Regions from separate parts of the Homo sapiens genome. Here region 1 is linked to region 2. The links are chromatin loops, found by intact Hi-C in ENCODE. Cell type or tissue: Caco-2. All regions are shown on one strand. Each heading gives the region's core, and the rest is flanking DNA. Links, peaks and the distances in the headings are about the cores only.

Region 1 (16,082 bases), core at 3,921-11,920, 630 kb before region 2:
ATGCATACATCCTTTTCATTGAGTGTGGCAGAAAGAACTGGTTATCTCAAAATATCTCCCCCTTTTTTACCTGAACTTGTGAGAGCTTTGTCCTTCTGTTTTCCAGTGTAATGTTCTGTCTTAGTACTATACCCATGATCAGAGTTTTTCTTTCCACACATAGCCTATTGGTCCCCAAACATATGCATCAGGCAAAACATTTCTCATGACCATACTTAATTATCTATTTGCTTATTAGAATCCTCTATCTGGATATCCTACATATGTATCCAAATCACCATGTATGTATTAGAATTCATTATCTTTTCAAAACTAGGTCTTGAACTTGTTGTTGCTGACATTGATGTTCGCCAAATTACCTAAATTATTCTAGACTGTGTATTCGCTTTATCTCCCAAAGCAGTTCACCAAGATTTACATTTATATCTCTTCTATATCTCTCCAATTCATGTTTTCATTTTTATTCTTTTATGGCCTGAAGCATCTGGAGAATATAGAGAATAATACAGAATTTTATATACTACTCATTTAATCCCATAAATATATGTAATTGTCATTAATAATTAAATTTTTAAACTACTAGGAAGAAAAAAGTCTATAACAACCCTATGAATTTCTAGTTTTCTCAAATAGATGAGGTGACAAGGAATAAGGAGTTAGCATAGCAAATAAGGATAGTTATGGAGTGTACAACCCTGTATAAGACACATCACATAGGGGAATAGTCATAGCAGCATTGGTTGTAATAGCAGAACCAAAACATATCAAAACAAAGTGAAAAACAATTTAAATGACCATCACAATTGAATGGATAACTAACCTGTGATATATTAATATAATGAAACTTTTTATCACAATGAAAATCAGATCATTGTCTGATGAATGATGCCTCTGTTCAGGGGAATGGAATAAACTACATGCAACAACATAAATAACTCTTGAAAGAATGCTATTGAATGAAGAAAAAGCAATTATAGGGGGTACAAGTAGTATGATTTCTTTAATGCAAAGTTTAAAGTCAATCTAAACAAAATATATTGGGGAATTAAAGATTTGGATTAAAATTGTAAAGTTGAGATATTTAATAAATGAAAAGCTCAGTATAGGTTTATACTGATGAGTAGGGGGGAAATAATGGGAAATATTTACAGGACACTTCAGGGCTAAAAGTTGTACTTTGTTTCTTAAGTGGTGTCTATTCTCTCTGCCTTATACATTTTGTCTAAGGTTTTTGTGTACCAATTCAATATTTAATAGAAACAAATCTAAGATAGTGATAATAAATCAAATTTATTAAAAAATCTTTAAAAGTCTATAGAATTAAAAATAACAACATGGAGAGTCTTTGTATAAGTGTACAAAGCAAAATATTTTTATCTTGTTTGAAAAGTAAATAATTTGTAGATTTCATAATGGAAGAACTTTAGAAATTAAACAAATCATGACATTTGTGGCACTGAATTGCCTGTAATAATAAAGAATGAGAATCAATGATGACAGAAAATGTAAACAACAGATAAGAAATAAGGGTAAATATAAAATAATTTAAATGCATAATTGAATGTCAAACAACTGCATTATTTACTAAATTCACTAAAGTGAATTGTTTACCCACGCACAAATTAAAATAAGGTGTTAGACAAAACATGTCATATTATGTCTTTGATGCTAACAAGTCTAGTTGACATTTTAGATATTCTGAAGAAAGAATTGTATCCAGGTTACTACAAATAAAGTGCAAAGTTTTATACCGATAGAGAAGTTTCAAATACATCATAGGAAGGTAATTTACTTTCTTTATAAATTTTTGTTGGAGAACATACAATTGTAGTACTTCAATGTATCTAAAAGAAAACAAAAAATCCTTTCCTTGGTCTGAGTCTATCTATCTCCATTTGTAAGAATACACCTTTTGTCTGGACATATTTGCTGAAATTGGAGAACCTTACATGCAAGTGCCTTGGGATGTATGATTGCCAACAGCAGGAAATCTGAAAAACTGAGAAGCATAAATCATTGTCAGTTAGAAAACTGTCTAATATTGTTAGTAAAAAGAAAGCACAAAGGAATTAATTAGCATAAGGAACCTCAAGGCATTTATCTAAATGATGCAAACATCAGTTCTTTTAGAGAAAAACTTCAGCACCCTGGAGATAAATAAAGTCATGTACCAGTAGAGGACTTAGATTAATGAAGTGAGGTACTAAGGAGATCTTCTGTCACTTCCTCTTGCCAGAGGCATGGTCCTGCCAAGAGGTCCTGAGTCTATGACATTTCAAGGCCTTTGAAAGTCATGTTTATGTTATCTTATAATTCTATTAAAAGAATTAGAGAAAGCTAATTATTAGAATACAGAGAGCTTTGATTTACTATGCAATAACTAAATGCCAGATATTTAAGAGTATCTAAAATCCTCTCAACAGTCTTGCAAAGTAGGTACAATCATCACTACTCTGAGTAGCAAAATTGAAGATTAACAAAGTTAAGCATTTCTTCCAAAATCATACATCTAATAAGTGTGGAACGTGGACCTAGCTGTCTTGGACTACAAAGCTCACATGATTTCCACCACACCAGCCTGCTTCGTAAAGTTATACTAAGCTGCAAAAATGACTTTATGTTTTTGTAACATTATGGGATGCACGTGGCATTTAAGTACTAAAGCTCTTCAGCAGAGGGTATAAAACTACATCTAATAATGAACGTGTTGTTCAATCACATGTAATATTTGTATAACAGAATTATCAGAAATGTGTCAAAGATGATGTCCACCTGTACCTGGATCACGGTGATAGTATTATGAGTATGTGCATAAGTCCAAACTCATCAAATTGTGTACACTAACACAAATTGTGTACACTAACATGTGCTTGTGTGTATCAATTATAATTCAATAAAGCTGTTAAAAATAAATTAAGTAAAACAAAACATTGGTTTGGAAATTTTGCATGCTGATTTATGATCTAAATTTTAATTAAGTAATTGAGAAAACATTAAGGAATTAAGAATAGGAAAGATAGTAACTAAAAAGAAAATTTGAAATGTGTGAAATTTCAAACTACATGTTCTAATGTCAATATTGTATTGGCCAAGGCTTTAAAAACAAACATATTGGACCTTGCACAATGTATCTTCCAAAGAAGGCCTCCTGTGAATGATCAAAGAAGTGTGCCTAAACAAAGGGAGACATTTTTAAAAGTAGAAATAAAATTGTGTTCAGATTAAGTCTAGGACTGTCACAGACTTACATTTATTTTTGAGTTGAAAAAAACAGGAAAATCCTCTCTTCTATATCTATATGCAAAATTAAATAGGTAAGTAGCTATTATAGAGCTATTTGGAGTAAATATTTCCATGAAAAATAAGCACATTCACATTAAGCATTAAGATGAAGTCATTTCCCAATGTCCTGAATAATGTAATTTTCCCAAGGCATTTTTTTTTTCACTCTGAGAGAACTGGCTCTCTGATCAAACCAAACCAACAAATTCTTAGGTATTTAAGAATTTATCCAGTGTTGTCTCATTGCTGTAGACATAATCAGTCTGTCCTGTATAATAGAAGCTTCTTTAGAGGTTAACAATTAAAAATCTGCATTAAAAAATATATATATAATAGAGGCCAAGCATGGTGGCTCATGTCTGTAATCCCAGCACTTTGGGAGGCCGATGCGGGCAGATCACTTGAGGCAGGAGTTTGAGACCAGTGTGGGCAACATGGTAAAACCCTGTCTCTACTAAAAATACAAAAATTAGCAGGACGTGGTGGTGCATGCCTGTAATCCCAGCTACTTGGGTGGCTGAAGCATGAGAATTGCTTGAGCCCAGGAGGTGGCTGCAGTGAGCTGAGCTCGCCACAGCACTCCAGCCTGGGTGACAGAGTGAGACTCTGTCTCTCTCATTCTCTCTCTCTCTCTCTCTCTCTCTCTCTCTATATATATATATATATATACACACACACACATATATATGAGATATATGTATGAGATTATATATGTACATATCTCATACATATGTGTATATATATATGAGATTATATATATACACATGTCTCATACATATATGTGTGTGTGTGTGTATATATATATATATATATATATACATACATACATACATACATATATATATGAGAAGCAACTACAGAGAGCTCCTATATACTCTGGCCCCCTCCTTTACTTGGTGATAGGTACTTAATGAATATAAAAATTGTAATTATTTAAAATATGCATGTATTTTAACTCCAATGATTCCAGACTGAACAAGATTTTTATTCTAAAAAGTATGAAAACATTTATGACTCTGTGCTACTAAGACAGTCATCATTCATTCCATTTACTTATCTCATCTGCAAGTCTAACTTGCTCATTAAATCATATTTTTTTACAATGTATATGGTGAACTGACTATAAGCATAAGCTTTGCAATTAGGAAGAACCTAGCTACAAACTTTGACTTCACCAAATACCTAGTCTCTCAAGTACCAAACCCAACAAGCTAGATTTTTAAAAATTATAAAACAAATCTAAAATTGGTGTCATGAGGAAAGTCCAATAGTAACACACATTTTCTACCTAAACCCTCAATCAGCAGAGAAAAAAAGTTATAATATGAGGACAAAAATATCTCCCTTATTATTGATAATATATTCATTATTGTGACTTATATCTATGAGCAAATGAGTGAAGCTCCTTACATGAACCTCCTGCAGTAGACAGAGTCATTCACCAAGCATGCCTGATCTTATAAAGCATGTGGCAATGAGCACAGTAGATCATGTACTGCATGCTAGGACCTCATTCCTGAGAAAGCAGAACCATTCAATCCAAGCATTCCCAACTTTACCAAACAAGAAAGTCACTCTATCCTCCCTGGTGACAAGAGAGTAAGAGGCAAGAGAAAGCAGAATGACAGAAATAGATGTCCCTCCACAAGTCAGAAAATGTCAGAAGTAGGAAAGAAGTGGCTCTGATCCCAATATTTTTTAAAAGTGGAGTTTTCAATTTGAAAATAAATAAAATGCACTTAGAACATGAAAATTTTTCAACAAATATTAAGCATTATTAATTGGTATATTATCATCAGTGTCTTTTATTCTGTATTTCTTCTTGTAATAAAACATGTCTTTGACAATGCCTAAAATAGCTAATGCTGTAAAATAACTGCTTGTTACATGTGTGGAATATAATAAGATTATGCATGCTTCCTCTATTTCAAATTCTGGGGTATATTTTTCTCATCTGCATCTCTAGACCCCCTGCTCCCCAGTAAAGGAAAAGTCTATTAACACATATAATGTGAGATTTATACAGCAAAGTTTAAAATGCTTGTGAGAAATGATGAAACAGATACTATTATATCTGTCACACACACACAGTTTGTGGGAGTTGTAATTAGTTCTGGAATGCAATTTTACAATACATATAAAGAGCTTTAAAATGATTTCAAGTATTTTGACCTGATAATTGTACCTATGAGAAAATATCTGAAGACCTAACAAAATATAAATAACTCATTATAAACCATAATTTTAATCTCAGCAACATTTAGAACAGTAAAAAATGAAGAACAATGTAATTGTTTTTCAATATGACAAAGGATGACACTATTCCAGTATACATTTTATGTAGCAATAAAAATCACTCTAATGAATTTTTTATCAGTAGGAGAAACATTTATAAAGTGAAAAACAAGTTAATTGAATTATATATTCAATCATTCAATAAAGTATATTCTATACTTACTAAGTACCAAATACTTGTCTACTTTCTGGAAATATTGTGAGCATAAAATAGACAAAGTTGCTAACCTGACGACATGAGGTGGGTGCAAAGACCAATAAGAAACAAAATAAAAATTAGATAATTCTATATTGTGATACCAGAAAGATAAACTCTGAGAGATTTCCATTTCCAGAAAGATGACTATTAAATGTCCCTAATAGCATCTGTAAATGAAATAATCCAAATGGATTAGATGTTTAATCTTGCAGTTGAGATGTCATGAAAAGAAAGAGTCTGTACATCCTAAAGCAAAGGGAAAGCATAGACAGGAAGGTAAGTGAAGACAAAGTCAGATTTTGTTTACAAGTGTCTCTCAACCCTGGAGCTCTTGGGCTTCCTCCTTTTGACCACAAGGGATGGAAGGTTTCTGAGTTAATGTCTGAGACCTCACCAAGGAGGGGAATTTTCAACAGCAAACAAATATTCAATGCAGATAATTAAAAGGTCTATATAGCCTCTGAGATACAAAATTTTCCACATAGAAATATATAGAAGAAAAATATACATGACAAAGGAGCAAAGGCAACATAGTGGAGCAAATGTAGTCTTCTCAATAAATGATACTACAACAACTGGACACCCACATGCCAAAAAAAATGAAATTACACACAGACTTTACATTTTGCACAAAAATTAACTCAAAGTGAATCATAGACCTAAAAGTAAAGTGCAAATTATGAAAGACTTATAAGATAACAAGGGGGAAAATCTACATGTCCTTGAGTTCGTGATGACTCTTCAGATACAACATCAAAGGCATGATCCATGAATAAAAGGAATTGATAAGTAGGTGAATGTATAAGCAATGGTACATTTAGACAATGGCATCTTATTCAGAGCTAAAAAGAAATGGACTATCAAGTCATGAAAAGTCATGGAGGAACGTAAAGTGTCTAATAACAAATGAAAAAGTATATAGCCAACCTGAAAAGGCTAGATACCATATTATTCCAACTACAGTGTATGTGACATTCTGGAAAAGGAAAAATATAGAGATAGTAAAAAGATCAGTGGTTGCCAGTGGTTGAGGAGACAGAGGATGAATATGTGGAACCTAGGATTTTTAGGGCAGTGAAAGTATTCTGTATGATACTATAATGGTGAATACATTTATAAAACCAATAAAATGTGCAACACCAAGAATGAACCCCAAAGCAAACTATGGACTTCGGATGATAATCATGTGTCAATGTAGATTAATCAGTTGTCACAAGTGTGCTGTTCTGATGCAGTAAGTTGATAATGAGGGAGGCTGTGTATGTGGGAGGGGGGTGGAGTATATAGGAGCTCTCTGTAGTTGCTTCTCAATTTTTTCTGTGAATCTAAGACTGCTCTAAAACAATGAAGTCTGTTTTTAAAAACTAAAATACCTAATTTAATTTGTATGGCATTCCTAGTGCTTTATAATCTCAAATACTTACAATAAGTATGTGTATAATATTACCGAATTATGTTTTATTTATAATTATTTTGACTTATCTTGACATCCAAGGAGTATAAGTAAATTTAGACTCAGTCTCAAATTAAATATTCAAATTGTATAATATTTAATGCCAATTTTTATAACATTTAATGCCAATTACTGTTTAGTGATTCAAATTAGGGGAAAAAATCCTCTGTTTGAAGAAGTTTTACCCTTTTTGCCATTTCCTTCTTCTACTTTCTACCATTTATTTCTTCTACCTTCTGCTTGAACAATGAAGTGATTCATGAGAGCTTTACTGTAAGGTTTCAATTTTAATATAACACTTAATATAACACTAAAACCACTAAGATAAATACATGCAGTATGATTTCTGTCTCTTCCTGATATTTTAAGAGCTAATGGTTCTCCCTCTCTGTGAATTAAAACATTACAAAAAGTATTTCATATATATATATACACACACATATATATATGTGTGTGTGTATATATATATGTCCCAGTGGCAGCAACATCACACAACTCATCTAAGACTGGGTTCAGGGTAGGGTTGCTCAGTTAAATTTGAATTTCATATTAACAACAAGCACTACTTTTTTGTACATATCTATGTCTCTCTCTCTATATATATATATATGTGTATGTGTCTATATATACATATATATGTCCTTATGTATATATGTATATATATATATAGAGAGAGAGACATAGATATGTACAAAAAAGTAGTGCTTGTTGTTTATGTGAAATTCAAATTTAACTGAGCAACCCTACCCTGAACACAGTCTTAGATTAGGTGTATGATGTTGCTGCCACTGGGAATCCTAGAACTCTCATTTTTCTTCTTTCCAACTTAGTGGTTAAATGTTTGTATTTCTGGGAAATAAGGGATGCCTACTAAGCATCTAAATACCTGAAAAGAACTGCTTGGAGAAAGGTACGGATCTAGATAACTGGGTATATTTTCATTCTTCTGCAAGTAAGTGCAAATACAAATCAATCCCTTGCAGAAGAGAATCTCTAGACAGCTAGTAGATATATATTCCTGTATGAGGATCCCAGTCTTCACTATGTGTTCCATATGTGGCTACCTAAACAAATATAGTAAAGCTTTTAATCACTTGACCCCAAAACTTTCATTTGGCACAAAGATATATTTTATTTAACAAACTTACTAAATTTAATTAATACAGCAATAAATTGCATAAAAGCAATGGTAAATTGCAAAATAGTCTAAGGTGATGTCATTGCTAGCTTAATGTTTAATTACTATTTTTGTTGTTGAATAAAGAATAAATTTGGCCAGTTAATTATTCAATATCCATTGTGAAAATATAATGTATACTAATATTAATAATGTTAATATTATTGAATGTTTCCAAAATTAGTACTAAAAATTTACTTTATAGTGCCTGGTGTCTTAAACTTCATGAATTCTTCATCTTGAGTTATATCAAACATCCATGTATATACCCACTGGCTTAGATAGTACTTTAGCTTAACTCTGTAACAAATGATAATTACACAAGGTTTGAAAGATCTGTAAAACCCGTTGTCAAAACATAGACCATGCAACAGGCTTGGCATCATGTTTCTCTTTTACTCATTAAAAGATGTTCATTTAATCCCTTACATTGGTTTTCCATGAGATTATACCTTCTTTGTAATAGTACAAGTTGGAGGCAGGGGGCGCCAAGGGGGAGAATCTAGTTAATAAGAAAGGATGTATTTCTGAAAGTAAAATATAGCTGTTTATTCTTTCCTTTCCCTACACCTCATCTCATCTTAATATTAGGTTTATATTTTTATGACTTGTACAATAAAACTCCTTTTTTTTCTATTTTAAAATTCCCTACATCTTATATTTGTTTCACTTTGTTGCCCAAGTCCTCTAGATAATTAGAATTTTCTCCTACAAATTTTTCATCTTTACTGTAAGGCCCTTGAACAGCATGAGCCTCGTTGATTTATTCAGCTATAACCTTAAAACTTTGGCATCCAACTTTACATGTGAATGCTGCTGCTTTTCCTAACAAGGCCCTGGGAGGATGACCTTATTTGGTGTATGTTTTGTTAGATTCATCCCTTGAGCTTTTCTTCCAAATAGGGATAGAAAAAGAAGGAAAAGAAATGGAATGTCCCAACAGGGCTCATAAGTATGGCCCAACTCTTTCAGTTTTCTTCCTAATGAAGAAATGTTAAGCTTAGTGAGTAGACTGCCTCTTCGATAACTTTATCCACACACAAAATGGCTCGCTTATTATTAGACTAAATCTCTTTACTAAAACTGGTGTTACTCTCAGATTAGCATTTTATGTTTTTGTTGTTGCCTGAATAACTTTACATAATTTTAAATATAACAAAAATCTGTATAAAACCAGCAACCACTTTGAGGTCATATTTTGCGACATCTGGGGTCATACTTTGCAAATATGCCTCATAATCCTTTGCCCATCAGTATATTTTTACTAGTTTAAATGTTCACTCTGAGTTCTTAGTTTTCTCAAGGCCCATTATGCTTTTATACTGTTAAGTTAATATTCTAAAAGTGAAAATTTGAAAAAATGATTAATGGTGGCATGAAAAAAATAGTTTCTCAGGAATATATGTTGACTTGTATGGACTGTTGAAAGTTTTATCATAATATTAAATATAATTATTCAAGTAGGGTATTACTTTCTGTAACACTTTGATTAATCAGTCACCATTTATCTTTATCTGTGGTAGATAAAAATGTCTGCATTTCTTAAATTTACAATTTCTATCTCTTCCTCCAGGTATCATTGTATACTGACTTTCTTTGTTGACTATGAGATGATATTATTTCATCAGAAGTAGTAGTTGTTACTGTAACTAGCTAAATGCTTTCAACAACACTTGCCATTTTTATATTTCCTTAACAATGTCCAATAAAATTAAAAAGTGGTCATTATTGTATCTTCTAAAAAACTTTGATATAGTGACCATATATTAAGATCAAATTGCTTTTACATTTTATTCTTTTATGTCATATATATTTCAATTCACTTTTATTTAAATGAAAACTGAAAACTGGTTAAAGCAGAACATACACAGAGAATTGGAAGACCATATTAAATGTGACAATGATAAAAGAGACTTAGGAGAAATTCTAGTCAGGGCAAAATTTTTGTGAAACAAGGAGTGAAAAAATAATTTATGATTTATTTATTTAAGGAATTGTAAATTAGGAATTTCAAGTTGAATATGTGAATCATTTTTCTATTTCTGAAAGAGGTTTCAAGCTCAAAATGTCCCAAGCAATTTTTGCTCTTTCCCCTCACAGCTGACATTTGTCCTATATTTTTTGTCTTAGTCAATAGAATCATCATACACCCACTTTCACAAATAAAGATCTTGTAGATATTCTTAATTCCTTTCTGCTCACATCCCACTTTAAATTAGTCACCAAGTTCAGTCTATTTTATTTTCTAAATATCTTACTTTCTCTCTACCTTCTTTCCCTCTGCCATTGTAGTCCAAGACAATATTATCTTTTACTTAAACTAAGGTTCTCTTAACTGGTCCTTCAGTTCTCTTCCCCTTCTGTCCTTCCTCTTTTGGGGCCCTAGAATTGCATTTCTAAAACAAATCCACCCGTGTTGGTTCTCTGCTCACACACTTTCAGTGAGGCCACATGGCTTGTAAAAATCCAGGTTCCTTCTAGTGGTTTTCTAAATTAATCATACATGACTTTAAAATACATAATCAAGCGTTCTACATTCCCTCCACACTTGTATTGTGATTGCTTTTTTAGTATTCCTCCAAACTCAAGCTGTGAGTTTCTAGAACTCAGGAATTTTGTTTTACTCATCTAAATGTATAGTTTGAGTTCCATAATAATTTCTCCTTGAACTTTTTTTTCACCTGCTATGAAAGTTTTAAAATCTCACTCCTCTTCTTCACTGACCTTGCTTAGGCACTTATGAGCTCTGCGCTGGTTTCTTAACTGGTTTCTAACCTCCAACTTTGCACTTCCTCAAAACCATCTTTCATGTAGCCTCTAGACTGAACTGGCTGAAATTTCATTTGCTTAGTACCCTTTCATAACTTATTTTTCTATAGGGTCATGTCTATGTTTCTTAACATGACATAGAATGTTCTCTACCAATCATTCATGCCAACCTCTGGAGTGTTATTTATTCCCATTTCCTGTCCTGTTATCATATGGTTATATATATCACATGGACCCGTTATCATATGGTTTGATTAATCTAGTAGTTAGTTCCTCACATCTATTTCATGCCTCATTGTCCATGCAGTTTCCTCTATCTGGCATTATCCCTGACTCTTATCTTTCCTGTATTTTGCTGGATAAACTTCCTATTCACCTTTTAAAACTCAGTTCAGGCACTATACCCTCTAGAAAGTGTTCTTTGAATCCTGTCATCCCACCTCTATTGAAGCTAAGGGCCCATCCTTTAAGATCTTATAGAACTTGTGGCATTACCGTATCAGTTTATTTACTTCATTTTTTGGAAAACAGTTTATGTTTCAATCAATGAGTTCTATATATCTTAGAAGAAAGAACATGACTTCTCCTTCAAGAAGTACCTAGAACAACGTTGACCAACTATGAGGTGCTTAGTAGATACTTGTGGAACAGAAGTAAATTGCTGATCATAGCTTTTCATTTGTATCTCCAATTTTTTTCACCATGTTCCAAAAACTTAGATTTTTATATGTGCTGTTCTATTTTCCAACTTCCCTGAATTTATTCATGTCATTTTTTTTCCCTGTTGAGAATGCAACCTTCTTTTAAACCACCCTATGGAAATGCTACATAATTGTATAGAGCTATTTTGACTGCCTTCTCCTCCCTAAGGCTTTTGGTGATTTCCTCATATTACTGAACTAAATGCCTACAGCAGTCTGTTTCTTGTCATCATTTTATTTGACAGCTATGGGTCCTTATTTTACTCATTTCCTGATACATGGTTAGCTTCAAGAGGCTAAGTGTGTTTTTGTTTGTGCTTGTGTTTTTGTTGTACTACATATTATATATCATAATTCTTGTTAAAATAGATGTTTCATATTTATTCATTTGAAGAGAACTATTTCTGCTATTGTTTACAGAAAAATTTTCCTCAAAATTGCAACTTAAGTAATAATTTCCAACTACAAAAAGTTGCTTACAGAAACCAACTAAATGAAAAAGAGATTATCTAATAAAAACACAAAAACTTGACATAACTTCAAAAAAATATATTCTGAAGAAAAGGTCAGCACAGCTAGCTTCCTGATGGGCTGACAAGCCATTCCTCTAAGGGATACTGATAAGTTGGTAAAAATAATAGCTAATAACCTAGATTCTATAGAAAAGTAAACTAGGTGGTTATCAGACTAAAAAAAAGAGGTAAACACATCTACCAGGGAGAAATAGATGTAATGAGAAAGATAACCATGTAGCTTGCTTTCAGACAGAAGTAAAAATAGCAAGGTTTTATACCGAATTAGGGAAATAACAGAAGGACTGGATCAGTCCTCACATGCAGATAGAATAAATCCCCAATATGGTTCACTGAAGAGTAGTGGAGTATGTCTATGAGAACACAGAATAAGTACTCTACTGGGAATACTCAAGATCTCAGCTGAACTCTCCGTCTTCTGCTACCCGCACCAATCCATCAGACAATAGAAAAGTGGGTGGGCACAAATACTGCTCTGAGGATAAAGAAACCCTTCTCAGATATGGCATAAATAATCTCAAATATTCCTATATCACATGAGAATAAATTCTCAACAGAATCTTTCATTATGGACAAGAAAACTAGAAAAAGTAAGTAGTTACGCAAATTCAACACAGCAAACACATGAGATATATACCATAATATCAAAAGGCAAAGTACTAAATTTGAAGAATTTATTTAAAGTAACAGAAGAAATTTTCTCAAAATTATTTCACCCTATAGAACACAAAAGAATATAGGTTTTGTGTGTGAGCTTATTAAGAAAATAAAAAAGGCAGCTTCAATAAAAGTAAAAAAGAGCAGACCCAACTAAGATTATTGCACAATTAGTAAATATAGTAATATAAGAAGCAGCAAGGAATGGAAAACACTGAAAACCATAATACATACATGGAAGAGTGCCTCTAGATTATCACTGTGAGTACAGCTTAAAAATAGGAAGTTATAAAAGTAATTGGAAAGAAGCTAATACATATGCATGATGGATAAAGATAATCCAACATAGATAACTGATATAAGTGAAATAGAGAAATCAACAAATGGAAGTAGGCTTATTCAACAATTTAACACAAAAATGTTCATGAAGAGGAGAAAAAAATCTCTGAAACTTGAATGTGAAGTCACACATTATATCTCAGCAAAATTTTATTAAGAATTCTCAATATTTTAGAGAGAGAGAGAGAGAGCCCCCAAAGCCTATACCCATTAATGGCCTGACCTCATTCCCCCACACCAACCCTCGGCAACCACTGTCTACTTTCTGTCTTTATAGATTTGTTTATTCTTGATATTTCATATAAATGTAATAATAAGATATGTAGTTTTTCTGTCTGACTTCTATTGCTTAGTATGATGTTTGAAGGTCAATCCATGTTGTAACACTAATTAGTAATTCATTTATTTTTATTGCCAGATAATATAGATATACATTTTATTTATCCATTAATTAGTAGATGAATGTTTGAGTTGTTTCTACATTGGGGCTCTTATGAATAATGCTGCTATTAGAATTTATGTACAAATATTTGCTTGAATATCTGTTTTCAATTATTTTCCATATATGTATAACTAGAAGTGAAATTTCTGGGTGATATGGTAATTCTATGTTTGTTTGAGGAACCAAGGAACCACAAAACAGTTTTTTCTCAGTAGTTACACTATTTTATATTTCCACCAGCAATGTATGAAAGTTCTAATTTCTTCATTTACTAATTATGGTCAGTATTTTTTTTTGTTTTATTAGCTATTCTGGTAAGTATGAGATAGTATGTAATTGTGGTTAATGATTAATAATAGTGAGCATCTTTTCGTATGCTCATTGGTTATTTATATGTCTTCTTAAAATATGTAATTTTGAAAACAGAATTACTTTATCCTAATCAGTTTGTTTCAAATTTTTTAGAAACTTGGAGGAATATTTTAAAGAATTAATATTTTCTGTCATGATTGAAATTTTGTAATTCTTTTCATTCCACCTTAGTTTTTCTTCTGTTATTTATATATTAATGTGTTTTGAAATTATATCTGTAATGTGATATAGTTTTGTGGTGCATATTAATACCTTTCCCTCTATAAATGAAAAAAGCATGTTAATTACATCACCTAATGAGAAAAATTAATTTTTCTGACTGATAGAATTTGGATGATGTTTTAAAACATGTCTTTTAAACACTAAAGTTGTGTTTAAATTTACAACAAATTTACTGTTTATTTTCTTTAAGATAAACATGTATACACATTTTTTAAAAGAAGACACAAAAATGACCAGCAGGTATATGAAAAGGTGCTCAACATCACTAATCATCAAGGGAATGTAAATCAAAACCACAATGAGACATGACCTCACACATTTTAGAATGGCTATTATCAAAAAGACAAACGATAACAAATGTAGGCAAGGATATGGAGGAAAGGGAATCCTTGTACACTGTTGGTGGGGAGGTAAATTGATAGAGCCATTATGAAAAGCAGCACGGAGAGTTCTCAAAAAATTAAAAATAGAACTACCTTATCCAACAATCTGACTTGGGGGTATATAAAGGAAATCAAATCAGTATGTCAAAGAGATGCCAGCACTCTCACATCTATTGCAGCATTATTTACAATAGTCAAGATTCAGAATCAACCTGTGTCTATCAAAGGATTACTGGATTTCAAAAAATGTTCTTTCTCTCTCTTGCTTTCTCTCTCTTTACACACATACACACAGACACACACACACCCACACACACATGAATATTATTTAGCCTTTATAAAGAAGGAAATACTGTCATTTGTGACAACGTGAGTGAACTTGAGGATGTTATGCTAAGCCATGCATAAAAACACAAACACTGCATGATCTTACTTGCATTTGGAGTCTGAAAAAGTCAAACTCAGAAGTGGAGTCACACTCAAGTGATGGTTGCCAAAGGATGGGGGTAGAGAAAATGAGGGGATGTTGGTCTAAGTCTACAGAGGTTCAGTTATGCAGGATGGATAAATTCTGGAGTAATGTGAAGCACGATGACTACAGTTAATAACACTGTATTGTTGTCTTTGTGTTACTGTAACAAATTACTACAGACTGGGTAATTTAAAAAACAACAGAAATTTATTTCCCACTATCTGGAGGCAAGAAAGTCCAAGATCAAGGTGCCCGTACAGTTAGTATCTGATGAGGGCTGCTGCCTGCCCCAAGATGGTGCCTTGTTGCTATGTCCCTCTGAGGGAAAAATCCTGTGGAAGATGGTACAGAAGGGTGAAAGGGGATGATGCTAGTTCCTTCCTGAACATTTATAAGATCACTAATTCCATTCATGAGGCTCCATCCTCATGACTTAACCACCTGCTAAATGTCCCACTTCTTAATACTAGCACATTGGCGATTATGTTTCAACACATAAATTTGGGGGGATTCATTCAGACCATAGCAATTGTATACTCAAAATTTGCTTAGAGAGTAAATCTTAAATATTCTCACCACACACAGAAAAATAAGTTATCTATTTGAAGTGATGGATATGTTAATTAGCTCTATCGTGGTAATCATTTCACAGTGTTTAGGTATATCAAGATATCACATTGTACACCATAAATATAATCAATTTCCCTTGTTAATTATACCTCAATAAATGTGGAAAAACTAAAAATAATAAGCATATATCAAGTTTACAACAATGCAATAATTTGT
Region 2 (16,082 bases), core at 3,877-11,876:
ATTGTGTTACCTTTATGCAGCAGTATATGACACAGCAGTAAAAGCAAATTAAATACACCTACATTCATCAATATAGGTGAATCTCAAAAGTTATGTTGAGGGAAGAAAGCTAGACACTTAAGAATATATATAGTGTGATTCCATTTATACACAGGTCAAAAGTATAATCAGACAAATATATTACTCAGGAAATCATACCTATGTAGTAAATGCATTTTTAAAAAGCAAGCCAAGATATTAGCAAAATTGCAGAATAGGAAGCTCTAAATTTTCCTTTTCCCCCATAGACACATCAATTTAAAAGCAATACATGGATCAATTCCCATTGTGAGAAATCAAGAAGCTAATTGACACTACAGCAAGCTTCAGATTAGAACAAACAAAAGAAAGAATCATCAAACTAAAAGATGGGTCATTTAAAATTATCTAGTCAGAGGAGCAAAAGAACTTGAGGGACTTACAGGACATCATCAACTGGACCATTAGAAGTACAGGAGTTTCAGAAAGAGAAAAGAGAATGAACCAGAAAGCTTATTCAAATGAAATAATGGCTGAAGACATCCCAAATCTTGAGAAAGAAATTGATCCAGATTTATGAAGCCCAAAGTATCCAAAATGAGATAAATCTAAAGAAATCCACACCAAAACATGTTATAATTATCAAAAGTCAAACACAAAGAATTTTGAAGGAAGCAATAGAAAAGCAACTTTTACATCCATGAGAACCCCCAAAAGAATATCAACAAACTTTTCAGCACAAACCTTGCAGTCCATAAGACAGTGGGATGATATATTTAAAATGCTTGAAAAAAACTGCCAATCAAAAAGAATATACCTGGCAAAACTATCCTTTAAAAATGAAAGAGATGTAAAGACTTTGCCAAACAAAAGCTGAGGAAGTGCATCACCGCTAGACCCGCCTTATAAGAAATACTAGGGAGTTCAACATGGAACAATCATTAAGCAGAAACACAATAGCACAAGAATGTATAAAACAACATTGGTAAAAGCAAATATATAAACCTATACAGAATGCTATATTAATGTAACAGTAGTGAATAAGTCACTTTTTTTTTTTTGAGACAGTTTTGCTCTTGTTGTCCAGGCTGGAGTACAGTGGTGCGATCTCGGCTCACTGCAACCTCCACCTCCCGGGTTCAAGTGATTCTCCTGCCTCAGCCTCCCAAGTAGCTGGGATTACAGGCGCCCACGACCAACACAGCTAATTGTTTGTATTTTTAGTAGAGATGGGGTTTTCACCATGTTGGCCAGGCTGGTCTCAAACCCCAGACCTCAGGTGATCCACCTGCCTCGACCCCCGCAAAGTGCTGGGATTATAGGCGTGGGCCACTATGCCTAGCCAAGTCACTTTTAATTCCAGTATAAAAGGCAAAGATAAACGTATTAAAATAACTATAATTTTAAAATATGTTAATGAATACAAAGCATAAATAAATGTAAATAGAGATATCTATAACAAAGTGTAGTGGGGTGAGAAGTAAAAATATAGAGAAACTGTATGCAATTGAAGTTATCAGCTTAAAATAGACTGTTCTATTTTAAATTCAGTTCTTTCCTATAAATAATGACTTTAAATTTAAATAAGTTAAATTCTGAAATCATGTAGAGCAGGTGAATGTTTTTAAAAAAAAAAAAAAAAAAACAAGATCCAACTATATACCATCTACAAGAGACTCACTTTAGATTTATGGACCAATACAGGATGAAAATAAAGGGATGGAAAAAGATGTTTCATGCAAATCATCTAAAATTGAGCAGGAGTGATTATATTAGTATCAGAAAAAAATAGACTAAGTCAGAAACTATCACAGACAAAGAAGGATATTATATAATGATAAAATGGTCAGTTTCCTAGGATAATATTACAATTATAAATATATAGAAACCCGACATTAACACACTTAAATGTACAAAGAAAACACTGGCAGAAATGAAGGAGAAAATAGATGACAATATAAAAATAGTGAGAGACTTCAATGCCCCACTTTCAATAAAAACATCCAATCAAAAAACCAGTAAGGAAACAGCACACTTGAACTATTGCTTTAGACCAAAGGAATCTAACAGACATATGTAGTGCATTCCACCCAACGGCAGCAGACACACTTTCTTCTCAAGTGCACATGGATCTTTCTCTAGGAAAAATTATGTTATGTCTCAAATATATCTTAACTTAAAAATATTAAAATACCAAGGATCTCTTCTTACCCACAATGGAATAAAACTACAAATCAATAGAAGAAAAACTGAAAAATGCAAAAATATGTGGAAATAGAACAACACACACCAGTGGGTCAGAAAATAAATCAAAAGGAAAATTAGAAAATATCTTGAGACAAACAAATCACAACATACCAAAACCTATGGGATGCAGCAAAACGTACTAAGAGAGAAGTTTATAGTAATAAATGTACATATAGACAATGAAATGGAAGAAACAGCCCAGGAATATATCCACATATATAGTCAACTGATTTTCAACAAAAAAAGCCAAGAATATACAATGGGAAAAGGACAGTCTTCCCTCAATGAAGGAAGTTGGAAAAACTAGATGTCCATTTAAAAAAAAATGATCTGCAAATAAATAACCTAACTTTATGATTGAGGAACTAGTCAGGGAGAAAGAACAAACTAAGCCCAAAAGTAGCAGATAGAAAAATAATAAATATTAGGAATTAATGAGTAGAAAAACAATAGAAAAAAAATCAATGAAACTAAGTTTTTTGAAAAGATAAACAAAATTGACAAATCTTTAGCTAGACTAAGAGAAAAAATTCAAATAAAATCAGATATAAAAGAGGAGACATTACAACTTATGTTACAGAAATAAAAAGAAACTACTATGAACAATTGTATGCCAAACAACTTGATAATCTAGAAGAAATGGTAAATTCTTAGAAACATACAACCTACCAATACTGAATCATGATAGAAAATCTGAACAGATCTATAACTAGTAAGGAGATCGAATCTGTAATTAAAAAAAAAAAAACTCCCAATAAAGAAAAGCCAAGGATCAAGAACAAAGCAAGGATGCCCACTCTTACCACTTATAGTCAACATAGTATTATAAGTCTTAGCCAGAGCAATTACACAAGAAAGTAATAAAAACCATCTAAATCAGAAACGAAGGAATCAAATTGTTCCTGTTTGCAGATGACATGATCTTATATATAGGAAACCCCAGAGACTTCATATACACATACACACGCTCACACACACACACACACGTTATAACCAATAAGTGAACTCATTAAAGTTGCAAGGTATAAAATCAATATATAAAAATCAGTTGTGTTTCTATATAGTAACAGTGAACTGCAAGAGAAATAATGGAAACAATCCCATTTACAATAGCATCAAAGGAATAAAATAGGAATAAATTTAAAGAGTTGAAAGACTTATATACTGACTACAAAACATTGATGAGATAAATTAAAGAAGACAAAAAATGAAAAGACATTCTGTGTTCACGGACTGGAAGACTTAATTTAAATGTTCATATTTACCAAAGCAATCTACAGATTCAATGTAATCCATATCAAAATCTCAATGGTAGTTTTCATAGAAATAGAAAAAAAAATTCTAAAATCCTTATGGAACCACAAATGAGTAGCCAAAACAATCTTGAAAAAGAACAAAGCTGGAGAAATCATACTTCCTGATTTCAAAATATGTAACAAAGCTACAGTTATTTTTCAAAGTATGGTACTGACATACAGACAGACACATAGACCAATGAAACAGAAGACAGCACCCAGAAATAAATCCACATAGATATTGTCAACTGATCTTCAATAAAAGAGCCAAGAATGCATAATGGGAAAAGGATTTTTTTTTTTTTTTTTTTTTTTTTTTTGAGATGGAGTTTTGCTCTTGTTGCCCAGGCTGGAGTGCAATGGCGCGATCTCAGCGCACCGCAACCTCTGCCTCCCAGATTCAAGCGATTCTCCTGCCTCAGCTTCCCGAGTAGCTGAGATTACAGGCATGCACCACCACGCCCGTCTAATTTTTTTGTATTTTTAATAGAGACGGGGTTTCTCCATGTTGGCTTGGCTGGTCTCAAACTCTCGACTTTAGGTGATCTGCCCGCCTCAGCCTCCCAAAGTGCCGGGATTACAGGTGTGAGCCACTGTGCCGGGCCGATGAAAGGATCGTCTTAACGAATGGAGTTGAGAAAGCTAGAAGTCCATATGCAAAAGAATGAAATAGTACCCTTACCTTACACCACATACAAATATCAACTCAAAATGGATTAAAGACTTAAATGTGAGACCTGAAACTGTAAAACTACTATGAGTCATAAGGGTAATGATTCATAATATTGGTTTTTTGGATATGACCCCAAAAGCACAGGCAACAAAAACAAAAATAGACAAACGGGATTACATCAAACTAAAAAGCTCTGCACAGGCAAAGAAACAATCAACAGAGTGAAGACAACATCTATGGAATGGGAGAAAATTTTTGCAAACATCTGATAAGGGGTTCATATCAAACAGATATGAATAACTCAAACAACTCAATACAAGGAAACAAATTAACACAATTTTAAAAACAGGAAAAAAAAACAGAATACACATTTCTCAAAAGAAGATACACAAATGGCCAACAGGTATATGAAAAAATGCTCAATATCACCCTATCAGGGAAATATAAATTAAAATCACAATGAGGTATCACTTCAAATCTGTTAGGATGACTATTCTAACAAAACACACACAAAAAAGATAACAAGTGTTGATAAGGATGTGGAGAAAAAGGACCATGGTACACTGTTTGTAGGTATGTCAATTAGTACAGCCATTATGAAAAACAGTATGAAGATTGCTCCAAAAACTGAAAATAGAACTACCCATTTGATCCAGCAATTTCACTTCTGGGTATACATCCAAAGGATATAAAATATGTCAAAGAGATATCTGCACCCCAGTGTTCATTGCAGCATTATTTGCAATAGCCAAGATACAAAAGCAATCTAAGTTTCTGTCAGTGGATGAATGGATAAAGAGAATATGTTGTATATGTACACAATGGAATACTACTCAGTCTTTAAAAAGAAGGAAATTCTGTCATTTGCAACAACATGAATAAATTTGGAGGACATCCTGTTAAGCAAAATAAGCCAGATACAGAAAAACAAATATTGCATGTTCTCAATCATAGAATCTAAAAAAGTTGAATTCACAGAAGCAGGGAGTAAAATGGTGGTTACCAGGTGCTGAAGTGGAGGGAAGGAAAGGTTTGGAAGATGATGGTCAAAGGATACAAAATTTCAGTTAGACAGGAGGAATAAGTTCAAGAGAGCTGTTGTACAACCTGGTGACTATAATGATAATGCATTGTATTCTTAAAAGTCACTAAGAGATTTTAAGTCTTCTCATACCCAAAAAATGATGAAAGGCACTATGTTAGTTTGATCTAGCTATTCTACAACATACACATCTTTCAAAGCATCATGTTGTACATGATGTATATATTTATAATTGCATTGTATATATTTATAATTGTATTGTATACAATTTTTAAAAATTTAAGTAAAAAAGAGAAAAAGGAAAAAAGTATATTCACTCAAAAACCAAAAGAGAAAAAAAGCAAGCCAATAATAAATACAAAATTCTGAATTGCAGTTACCTTGTAAAGGGGAGAAGAAAGGGATGAGATTATGGAGGTATTTACAAGGACATTCAAAATTGATATTTTGCTGTATTATTGTATTTTGTTTTGTTACTTTTAAACTGTATGAATAATATTAAATATTCTGTGTGTATGGTCTATCTCTCTAAAACTAAAATTAAAACACGGACCATCTGAAAACACACACTATTTGCTTTGTACCTTTCATGTGTATCATCTATATTTATTAAAACTAGCTCAGATCCTAACATGAACAAAAATAAATATAATTATATAGGAAAATACATACCCTCTGTAAAACTCCAAACACAATTAAAGAATTATTGTGGTCATTTTAGCATACGTGTAAAAATTTGCACTGAACACCATTTACTGCTAGGGTACTAGAAGGAAGATGGAGCTGTCACGGGTGTCCTCTTCCACATAGCAGGTGGCAATTAGCACTCCAAAGAACTGAAACGGGTTTAATCCTGGAAGCCACAGGATTCCATTTGTGCTTTAAAAGACCACTTGGACTGCTATTTAGTACATTGTAGAAACAGGGAGTTAATTACTGGTAGTCCTAGATTGGAACAGAAGCAGAGGGTAGAACTAGGATTGAGCGGTGTTCGCAGCAACAAAGTCAACAGATTTAAAATCTGTTTTGAAGGTAGAATATGATGTTGATGAATTAGATGTGGAGATAACCTTATAAAATAGTAATATGTCAAAATATCTATAGTTCTCATTCTCTAAAGATGCTTTAGTTACTTCAACAGATTTCTCTGTTGTCTTCATAAGTTCTACAGAAATTAAAAAATAAAAATAAATATCTCTTGGCTAATCGTAACACTGGCAACATGGCTCACGCCATGTCCATGCATATACCTTCCACCAGGGAAAACACGTGGAACCACCAGAAGGTGTCAGAACTGCCACAAACTCTTTCAATTATTGATAATAAATTGTGACACACTATTTTATTCTTTAACATTCTCAAATTTTTATAAAGATAAAGAATTAAAGCCTTTTGCTATCATAGCCAGCTACTGTATGACCCCATTTCCAAATATATTGGTTACATTCTGACCCTGCTTCCTGGAATAATAAAATACACAAATGCTTACTGAGTGCTTGCTAGGTACCAGGCACTGTTTGTAACTCTTGTGAGAATTAACTGGTTTAATCCTCACTTCGGTCCTGGGAGGAAGAGAGTCTCATTATCTCCATTCACAGCACGTGAATCAAACATGTTTATTGCTTCCCAGACTTTAAGTTACAGAAGGAGCTCGGAGTCACACTGACACCGAACTGTGTGTTTTAACATGCCCAAGTTGCACTTGATGGATCTTAAGTGTCTTTACTGATTAATTTTGTTGAAAATACCCAAGGAAGATTCATAAAAATGTAGAAAACATACAAATATTGAGAAAACAAATCAGTCCCTCCCCAAAGATTGAGGATAAGCAATGTCTGTATCATAAAGAGATAAAGAGAAACTAGAAATGCAAGCAAATTTCTAAGCAAATAAACTTGATAGTACCAAGTATTCCAAATGTTATAAAAAATATACAATGAAACCAGCAAGGACCCAAGGACCCCACTTAAAGCTGGAAAAAAAATATGTAACATTGGGATACATAATGCTGAGCTTGATTTTCTTTTTCAACTGTCACACTCTAAACAGATTAAACTTAAAATTTTCTCAGAAGCCACAAGAACCGTATGTGTTTGTTGACAGGGAAGCCATACCACTGGGGCAGAAGTCTCTTACTTGCTTACACTTAAGTACTAAGCCTGTAATGAATGGTTTATAGTGGTACTAAGCCTGTAATGCACGGGTTATAATGGTTTTCAACCTTGACAACACATTAAAATCACCTGGTGTGCTTTCTTAACTAGCTTTCCAACCCCTGAAAGTCTATTCTGTTGGTCTGGAAGCTATCTGAGGCACCAGGAGTTTTTATAAATCCCCAGGAAATTCCAACGTACGATCAAAGCTTGAGAACTACTGCTTTAGATCTAGGCCTATGGAGGTTCTCACCACTGCAACATAGCCATGCTCCGGGCTTAACACTACCTTGAAAGGTAAGAAAATAAGCAAAAGGCTGAAGCCATCTTCTGAATTCCTATAAACCATCATGAGCACTTGGTTAGATTACTTCTTCTGCAAGCACTACCTGTTAGGAAACTTAGCTATCTAGCGAGCCAGCCACCGTTGACAGCTTCTTTTAGATGTATTTGCTTTAACATAACATGTGAACATGCTTGGACAGCAATAAATAGCACAGCTTTCTTCATTGTAACTACGAATTACGTTAACTATGGATTAGACAAAAGAGAAGATGGGAAAGGGAGAAATTGAGGACCTGATATGTGCTAGACATTATGTGCATTTGGCTTTGAATCTTTACAACAATCCTATAAGGAAAGTGTATTTTATTTTATTCCTCAGGAAACTGAGGTTCAGTGGGGATTGAGTGGTCTCCCAAGATCCCAGGGCTACCACAGAGTAACAACACTGGGGAGGTGACACAAACTGCTTTTTACTATACCACACTGCCCCCTAGGGCTACAGGGGTCTATGGCACGCGCTGGAAGTTAAAAGAATTTGAAATACCAGAAGGCAGCAGCCGGCTTGAAATCTTCCCTGGTAGACCTAATTGGATGTGATTGCTCTTTCTCCCAACACTTACAGCCTTTTCTGTGGGTACCACTGGCTTGGCACGGAACTCTTACTGCCTTTTGTTAATTTCTAATTCATGTGCTTTCAACTAATTGCCATTTACGCAAGCTCAGGCAGGGCGAAGACATTCCTGGTATTTTTTAATCTACCTCAGAGCCTAAAATTGCCTTAGAGCAGTGCTTCTCAAACTGTAATGTACATAGGAATCACCTGCGGACCTTGTTAAACTGCAGATTCTAATTCAGAAGGTTTGGGTGGGGCCTGAGATCCTCCATCTCTAACAAGCAGTCAGGGGATGCCAATGGTGCTGGTGAGATCATTCTTACCGTGAATAAAAAGAAGGCAATTATTCCACATAAATGGGGTTTTAAAACTAGACTTGAGGAACAAGCAGCTATGGTTGTGGCTTGTTAACTGAGGTTTCACCACGTATTTCAATCATTTTTTTTAAAAAGGTGCCTCAGTGCTGCATGCAACTATCAAGACTCTACAATCATCCCTTTCCTGTTTAATGAATCTTTGCAGATTGGTTATTTGATAGGTAGGACATCTCAATGTGAAAAGAAAGCACCTACAAAATACAGTTGAATTTCTCATGAATAACACAAAAGAACATTAACTGGTTGGTCAATGTTTTGTTTTGTTTTTAATTAAGGATAGCAGTCTATTCCTTCCACAATTGCTCCTGTAAGCCCTGGGACCTCCTCACATGTGGCCACAGTGTCCTTGGAGCTCCCAGAGTGATTGGGATACTTTTTTTCTTCTTCTTTTGAGAGCATCTCGCTCTTGTCACCCAGGCTGGAGTGCAATGGCGCTATCTCAGCTCACTGCAACATCTGCCTCCCAGGTTCAAGCGATTCTCCTGCCTCAGCCTCCCGAGTAGCTGGGACTACAGGCATGCACCACTACGCCAAGCTAATTTTTGTATTTTGAGACAGGATTTCACCATGTTGGTGGGGCTGGTCTTAAACTCCTGACCTCAGGTGATCCGCCTGCATCAGCCTCCCAAAGTGCTGGATTACAGGCATGAGCCACAGTGCCCAGCCCATGATTGGGGTACTTCTGGGGAAACCTGTGGGTAAACTCTATTAACATATTCTGGACCAAACACGGGCATTACAAACAGCAGCCTCCAGCTCAGCAGATGTGAGTTCAAGCTCTGGCAAACATTTTATTTCTCAAAGCTTCATTTTTCCTCCAGTACCACCCTCATGCAAGACTAAGGACCTTTGGCATAATCCAAAATGCCCAAACTCAATTTATTCACAAGATTATATTCATACACCCCATAGAATAGCTTTTCTCATTCACAATATTTCATTATTGATTTTGTGGTGACACAAAAGAGGGTTTATGCTGTATGTGATACTTTATAAATACTCCTGAAACATGTCATATTGTGGCTCAGAAGAAGACATCTCTATCCCACATTCACCTTTGTGCCCCCCGCTCCCAGACACCATACCATGATGGCATGGAGTTTTATACAGATGTAACTGTGTCCCTTGAGCAGCCTCAATTTCCTCAACTTTAAAAGGGCTAATAATGCCTAGCCTGGATGTTTCCATGAAAATTAAACATATATTTTCCTCCAGAAGTCCCTGGCAACCTCTAGCCAACAAATCCAGACCATTTCCCCCCATGCACCCTCCAATCTTCATCTTACTACCCTCATCCATAACCTCATCTCCCTGTATCTTCTTTCTTTTTAGAGAAATATGACTCTCTGTTAGTCTTTCCAGTTAGGATTCATCCTCTTTTGATGACAACAGTTAGAAATAACAAATAACTTCACACAGTCAGTTCTCTATAAATATTTGTTACATGAATAAACAATTGATCCACCTGTAAAACAAATCAAGGCCAGTAGATCCTAAATATTTAGTTCTAGAAATCTCTACTACTGAGCAAAATCAGTTGGGAAATATTAACAAATAGCAGCTGTTTATGACAAATTCCTTTTAATTCAATTTATTCAAGCCCCCATTCACAAAAAGAAAGGAACAAATCAAAGGTACCACCAATATTTAGAAATCATTTGAGAAATAGTGCAGCAGCCAGAACATCAGGCTGTCAGAAGTACTGTGAGTTTGCCTAAAGCTTACATCTATGACAGCTTTTTTTTTTTTTTTTTTTTTTGAGATGGAGTTTCGCTCTTGTTGCCCAGGCTGGAGTGCAATGGCGTGATCTCAGCTCACCACAACCTCTGCCTCCCAGGTTCAAGCTATTCTCCTGCCTCAGCCTTCCTGAGTAGCTGGGATTACAGGCATGTGCCACCACACCCGGCTAATTTTGTATTTTTAGTAGAGACGGGGTTTCTCCATGTTGGTCAGGCTGGTATCGAACTCCCGACCTCATATGATCCACCCACCTCGGCCTCCCAGAGTGCTGGGATCATAGGCATGAGCCACCATGCCCGGCTATGACAGCTTTTAAGATGTATATAGAAACATGCAAGAAAATGCCCAGCACCAGGAAATTTGTGTGATCCTCTTGATACCCATGTGAGACCACTCATGAATGAACTGAAGATATTGCTACTTCACATTGGAGATTATTATAAAGAGTAAAGGAAATGGCATATGGGTTTTCTATTCCAGCAGCACTTAGTAGATATTCAGAAAATTGCCCATTCTGGCTCATCTTGGTGGCTATTTCCATCCCATTGGCATGGGGAAGAAGAGAAGCAAAGGCTTAATTGACATGTTCGTTGACCTTATTAAAAAAGAAAGCTCTGACCATGACAAACATTTTATGTTAGGCAATCTTCGCTCTTGTAGTCTTCCAAAATCTTATGAGAGGTAGTGTCAAATTCTAAAACATGTAGTTGTACAGGTATGAAAAAATTGCACTCAGTGGCAGGGAAACAGGAAAGATAAACAGAAGAATGGAAAATCCCATCATTGCAAAGAAAAAAAACAAACTTCACAAAAAAAGATCAAATCACACCACCAAATAACATGACACTAAAAAGCTGTAAAAGAAAATCTATGTCCGGGCGCAGTGGCTCACACCTGTAATCCCAGCACTTTGGGAGGCCGAGGCGGGCAGATCACAAGGTCAGGAGATCGAGACCATCCTGGCTAACACGGTGAAACCCCATCTCTACTAAAAATACAAAAAAAATTAGCCGGGCCTGGTGGTGGGCGCCTGGAGTCCCAGCTACTTGGGAGACTGAGGCAGGAGAATGGTGTGAACACAGGAGGCAGAGCTTGCAGTGAGCCGAGATCATGCCACTGCACTCCAGCCTGGGCGACAGAGCCAGACTCCATGCAAAAAAAAAAAAAAAAAAAAAAAAAAGGAAATCTATAAGAAAGCCTTAAAGAAATGTGAAAAAAAAAAGATTATTAATTGAACAAAATTTGGCCTATAAGATAGGCAAACAAGAGACTTTTATCAGAGAGAAAATTTTATTAAAATGAAATTCATATATAAATGGCCCATTTGAGTGAAAGCAATTACCAGCTAAACAAGATTCATAGCAAAATGTCAGAGCCAAATGATTCAATGGCAAACGAAAAACAAAAGTCAGGACACAAGAAAGAGTGCATGTTATTTTATGTTATATATTTATGTACCAATGAAATCACCTTTTCTATTTTTCCCTAAAACTGTTGAGTATTTAAGTAGTAATTGCCTTTAGTGTACTAACTGAAAATCTACTTGATATCCTGTTAATTAGGTTATACATAATATAATCTAGGGGTTACAGTGAACACATTCAAAGGGAATGTGCTCATTATAAAATCCTATTACATGTGGTTACAGTCCCTAACGTCAGTAAGAAAACCTATGGGAATCCAGGTAATTTCCACATTTTAGACATGTGTGGAAATGTCACACCTCCTCCTCTCCTGGAGGTTTCTGAGGAATGTGTTTTATTCCATCTGAAGCCTCAGGCATGTTAGAACTCCTCAGCCAAAGTGTATTCTACACCTTATTCTGCCCTCCACATTGAGGCACCATGCTTCACAAATTTATATCAATGATTATGCTCAGAGGTGTCCTCAGGTATTGTTTTGAGTTTTGGATTTTTTCCAAATTCACATATCCATCTTCCTGTTGATTATCTCCCTAGTGCTGTGACTTAGGTGTGCCACCTCCACTTAGAGAACTATGAGATCTATTAAAAAACAATCTAACATCTTGAGCCAAGAAAAGTACTAAATATCATTGAGGACTAGTTTTGTTTTTCAAAAAAGTAAGCAGACATACCCCAGCTCAGCGCATTCATTTATATTTGCTATTGAAAAACAAAACTTAAAAAATAAAATGCTAATACTAGGAATGCAAGTACTTTGTCTAAGCGAAACCAGAGTAAAAAAACTGAAAATCACTCCATCTCATATCCAGTTCCTGAGTAAGGAGGATTCATGCCCTTGACTCTGAAATGAACCTCATGACTGCCCCAAAGAGTTCATTGTCTACAAGGAAAATTCCGAAGTTGCAGGAAAATATTTCCATCTTACCCACATCTCATTTCCACATCCACCTCTTGGATGATGATTGAAATTTTATGACTACGGCTTCTGCCCTGGGCTTTACATTGTCCTCCACTGAGATGCAGACAGTATTACAAAGTTAACACCTTTAGACTTATCAGTTAGTTTCATCCTCATGTACTGCAAGTTATCTGCCCTTTCCTGAGAGCTGCTTCTGCAAGAGGCAGTGACAGGAAGATTCTAAGAGAGGGTGAGGCCAGGTGCCTAGGAGGAAAGCAGCAGCAGAAAGGGAGAGCTAAGGACACAGAAGGCAAGCCAACCTCTTCTCAATTTTACCTAAGGCTTCAGCAGGGAAAACTGTATGAATACAATTGCAAATGGAACATCTTTCTAAAGTACATAAGCCCAGAGCTGCTTCAGGTGATGTTGCAATTGGAGTCTGGACCTCTGTCCACTGTACTCGTTTTTCTAGTCCCCAAGACATCACAGAGTTCTAGGGTTTCTTGGACCCTAAGGGTCCAGGAAAGATGCTTTGAAAACCACTGGCCTATTGGAAGTTGCTCTTGTGAAAGAGATTTTCTTATCTATAAGAACCATTTCTTTTAAATCTATAATCAAGGATTTATTATTTCAGAGGTTAATTTCTGGATAGGTGGTTGGGAGATAAATTAGAAAAGAAAGATATTGTTATTTTTCAGCCAGATTCTTTGTGCTATTAAGATCTTGATTTTCAAATAAGATGGAGCTAGCAGAAGCCAAGAGGCCAAGGGAGTTTCACAGCTCCATAGACAGAGGCACTGCTTGAGAGCTGTACAAACCCAGACATTCTGTTCTCTCCATCTCCTGTTGCTGCTTCTTTCTTGCTGCAGGTGGGTTTATTCTGTTCTAAGCCCATCTGAAGGAAATGGTCTCAATACTAATTCCCAATTTATATCTTCTCTATTCATGAAACTAGCCAAACCAATTCCAAATCTAGAAAGTACATTCCTCAGCCCAGTTGAGCTGATTATTCCCATCATTCTGATTATTCCGATTATTCCTGTCAGAATAATCTGTGTGTCAACTGTGCCATGGTTAGGACAAGTTTCAGAAAAGGAGACAAAACACTAGACAACCTCACAATAGTTGTCCAGCACTCTCTTCCTGGAAACCATGCCCCTGATTTAGCAGCAATGAGCCGATTCTCCCTATCACCTCCCAACTCCGTATTCAGTGATGTCATATTAGTAGCCTGAAATCAGCCAGGAGGGGAGTATTTATATCATGAAAACTGGCAAATGCTACACATCAGGGCTTTTTTTTTTTTTCCAGACAGCCAATTTACCAGCACACCACTGTCAGGTAAGTCCCCTATAATTTGTGATTGGAGACGGCCACATTAACATCCACCCACACACTGTGAAGTACTGCAGATAACCTTAGTGTCCTTTTCTTCATAAATATGTTCCTCTAGAAGGAACCCAGTAAATATGCTCACCCAAGTATTTTTATGTGTTTAAGAAAATAGTCAGACTTGTGCATCACCGTGGTCAAGTGACCACATCCCTGAGCATTTAGAGTAGTATTTCAAGCATCTCAAGCATTGTCCACTATCTTCATTACAAGGTTAGACACAGGTTAGAAGGATCTTAAAAATTATCCCCTTTCCTAGTAAAAATTAAAAACAACAGCAAGTAGAGAAATCCAGGACAGAAGGTGTGAAGAAACAGAAGTTACAGAAGCACTTGCTGGTATACAGTAGGAGCTCAACAAATATTTGGGAATGTATGAAGAAAAGAAATGAAGTAGAAAGAGGAAAGGAAGTATGGGGGTGGGAAGGAGGGAGGACAGAACATAAACCAAATGAGACGACAACCAACAAAACGACCCCCCACTAAGATAATAAGCAGAAGACATTAAATAATAAGTATAAAAGCATTCATTCACTCAACAAATGATATCAAGTGCCAAACATATGGCAGGGACTTGGCATAAAAAAGTCTATAAGTCACGGTCCCTGCCTCAAGCACTGTACAGTTTTGTAGAGGAGAGATTCAAGTAAATTGACATTTCAATATTAGCAAGTGCTATGATTAACTACCCCATGCTGATCATAAAAAGGCTGGAGATCATAAAAAGGCTTCTAATCCAAACTTGGAAGTCCCAAAAGGTCACACCCACCAAAAAAGAAACATCTAAACCAAGACCTGAAGAACATATAAAAGCTCCTTGAGTGAAGAGGGTGGGGCAAAGGGCATTTCAGGTGGAGGAGAAAGTATACAAAAAGGGTTTGGTGTTGAGTGGAAATAGGCAATGTTGGATTTAACAAGTTCTGACTGGCTCAGGATAGTATCTAAAAGAGAAAGCTGGAGATGTAAATCAAGCCAAGCTATGAAGGTCTCACAAAGCCTTCTCAGAATTGGCACTTTGAGGGCAAAGGAGAACCATCAAAGACTTGAAAGAAGATATCACTTTAGAGAAATCAGGGAGTCCTGTTCATTTTATCTTCTGAATCACTCTCAGACTGGTCTAGCCCTCTCCATCATCACAACTTTCTCTGTCAACTGGATTGACATGATATCTCCAGCTGGCCTCCTTGCCTCCACTCTGTCCTGCCTCTACACTATTTTTCACATGGAAGGCAGGGAGAACAGCTGGGGAGATTGTTGCAACAATCCTGTTGAGAGACTGTTTTGGTGAAGAAGAGAGGTGGTCCAATCTGAGAGCCATTCAAGAGATCGAATAAGCAGGGCTCAGTGAGTAACAGGACTTGGGGCAAAGGAGTCAGGTTTCCAGGTTTCTGACTTGGGCAGCTGGGTGGATAGTGGTGCTCTTTACTTTAAAAAGAAATAAAGAAAAAATAGGTTTACCAGGTGGTATGGTTTGGATATTCATCTCCTCCCAATCTCATGTTGAAATGTGATCCCCACTGTTAGAGATGGGCCTAGTGGGAGGTGTTTGGGTTATGGAAGTGGATCCCTCATGAATGGCTTGGTGCCCTCCTCCCAGTAATGAGTGAGCTTTTGCCGTTAATTCACATGAGATCTGGTTGTTTAAAGGAGCCTGGCACTTCCCCTTTCCTCTCTTGCTCCCTCTTACCATGTGACACGCTGCTCACCCTTCACTTTCCATCTTGATTGTCAGCTTCCTGAGACCTCACCAGAAGCTGAGCAGATGCTAGTACCATGCTTCTTGTACAGCCTACAGAACTGTAAGCCAAATAAACCTCTTCTCTTTATAAATTGCCCAGCCTCAGATACCCCTGTATAGCAATTCAAAGTAGACTAACACAGTGAGATAGATCAGGAGTTTTTGTCCTTGAGGTGCTGTGGGACATC

Evidence for each region. A loop is a pair of places that touch in the nucleus more often than their neighbours do. Peaks named below come from ENCODE experiments on the same cell type or tissue, not always from the same donor. Only the 100,000 strongest peaks of a DNase experiment are listed, where the experiment ranks them.
Region 1: it touches region 2 in a loop (13-fold over the local background); 6 of 110 quality-filtered maps call a loop at or near these places.

What each region holds. Positions count from the first base shown.
Region 1 is chr13:61,248,410-61,264,491 of GRCh38, reverse strand. No RefSeq gene overlaps it. Among named protein-coding and RNA genes, the nearest start is that of MIR3169, 57 kb to the right of the region's middle. In Caco-2, for the core only: a CTCF peak has its summit at 8,672; no DNase peak of the experiment used is centred there.
Region 2 is chr13:60,619,408-60,635,489 of GRCh38, reverse strand. No RefSeq gene overlaps it. Among named protein-coding and RNA genes, the nearest start is that of LINC00378, 46 kb to the left of the region's middle. RefSeq lists an enhancer at 5,801-6,480. In Caco-2, for the core only: a CTCF peak has its summit at 8,190; a DNase peak (open chromatin) is centred at 8,209; H3K27me3 peaks cover 115 bases.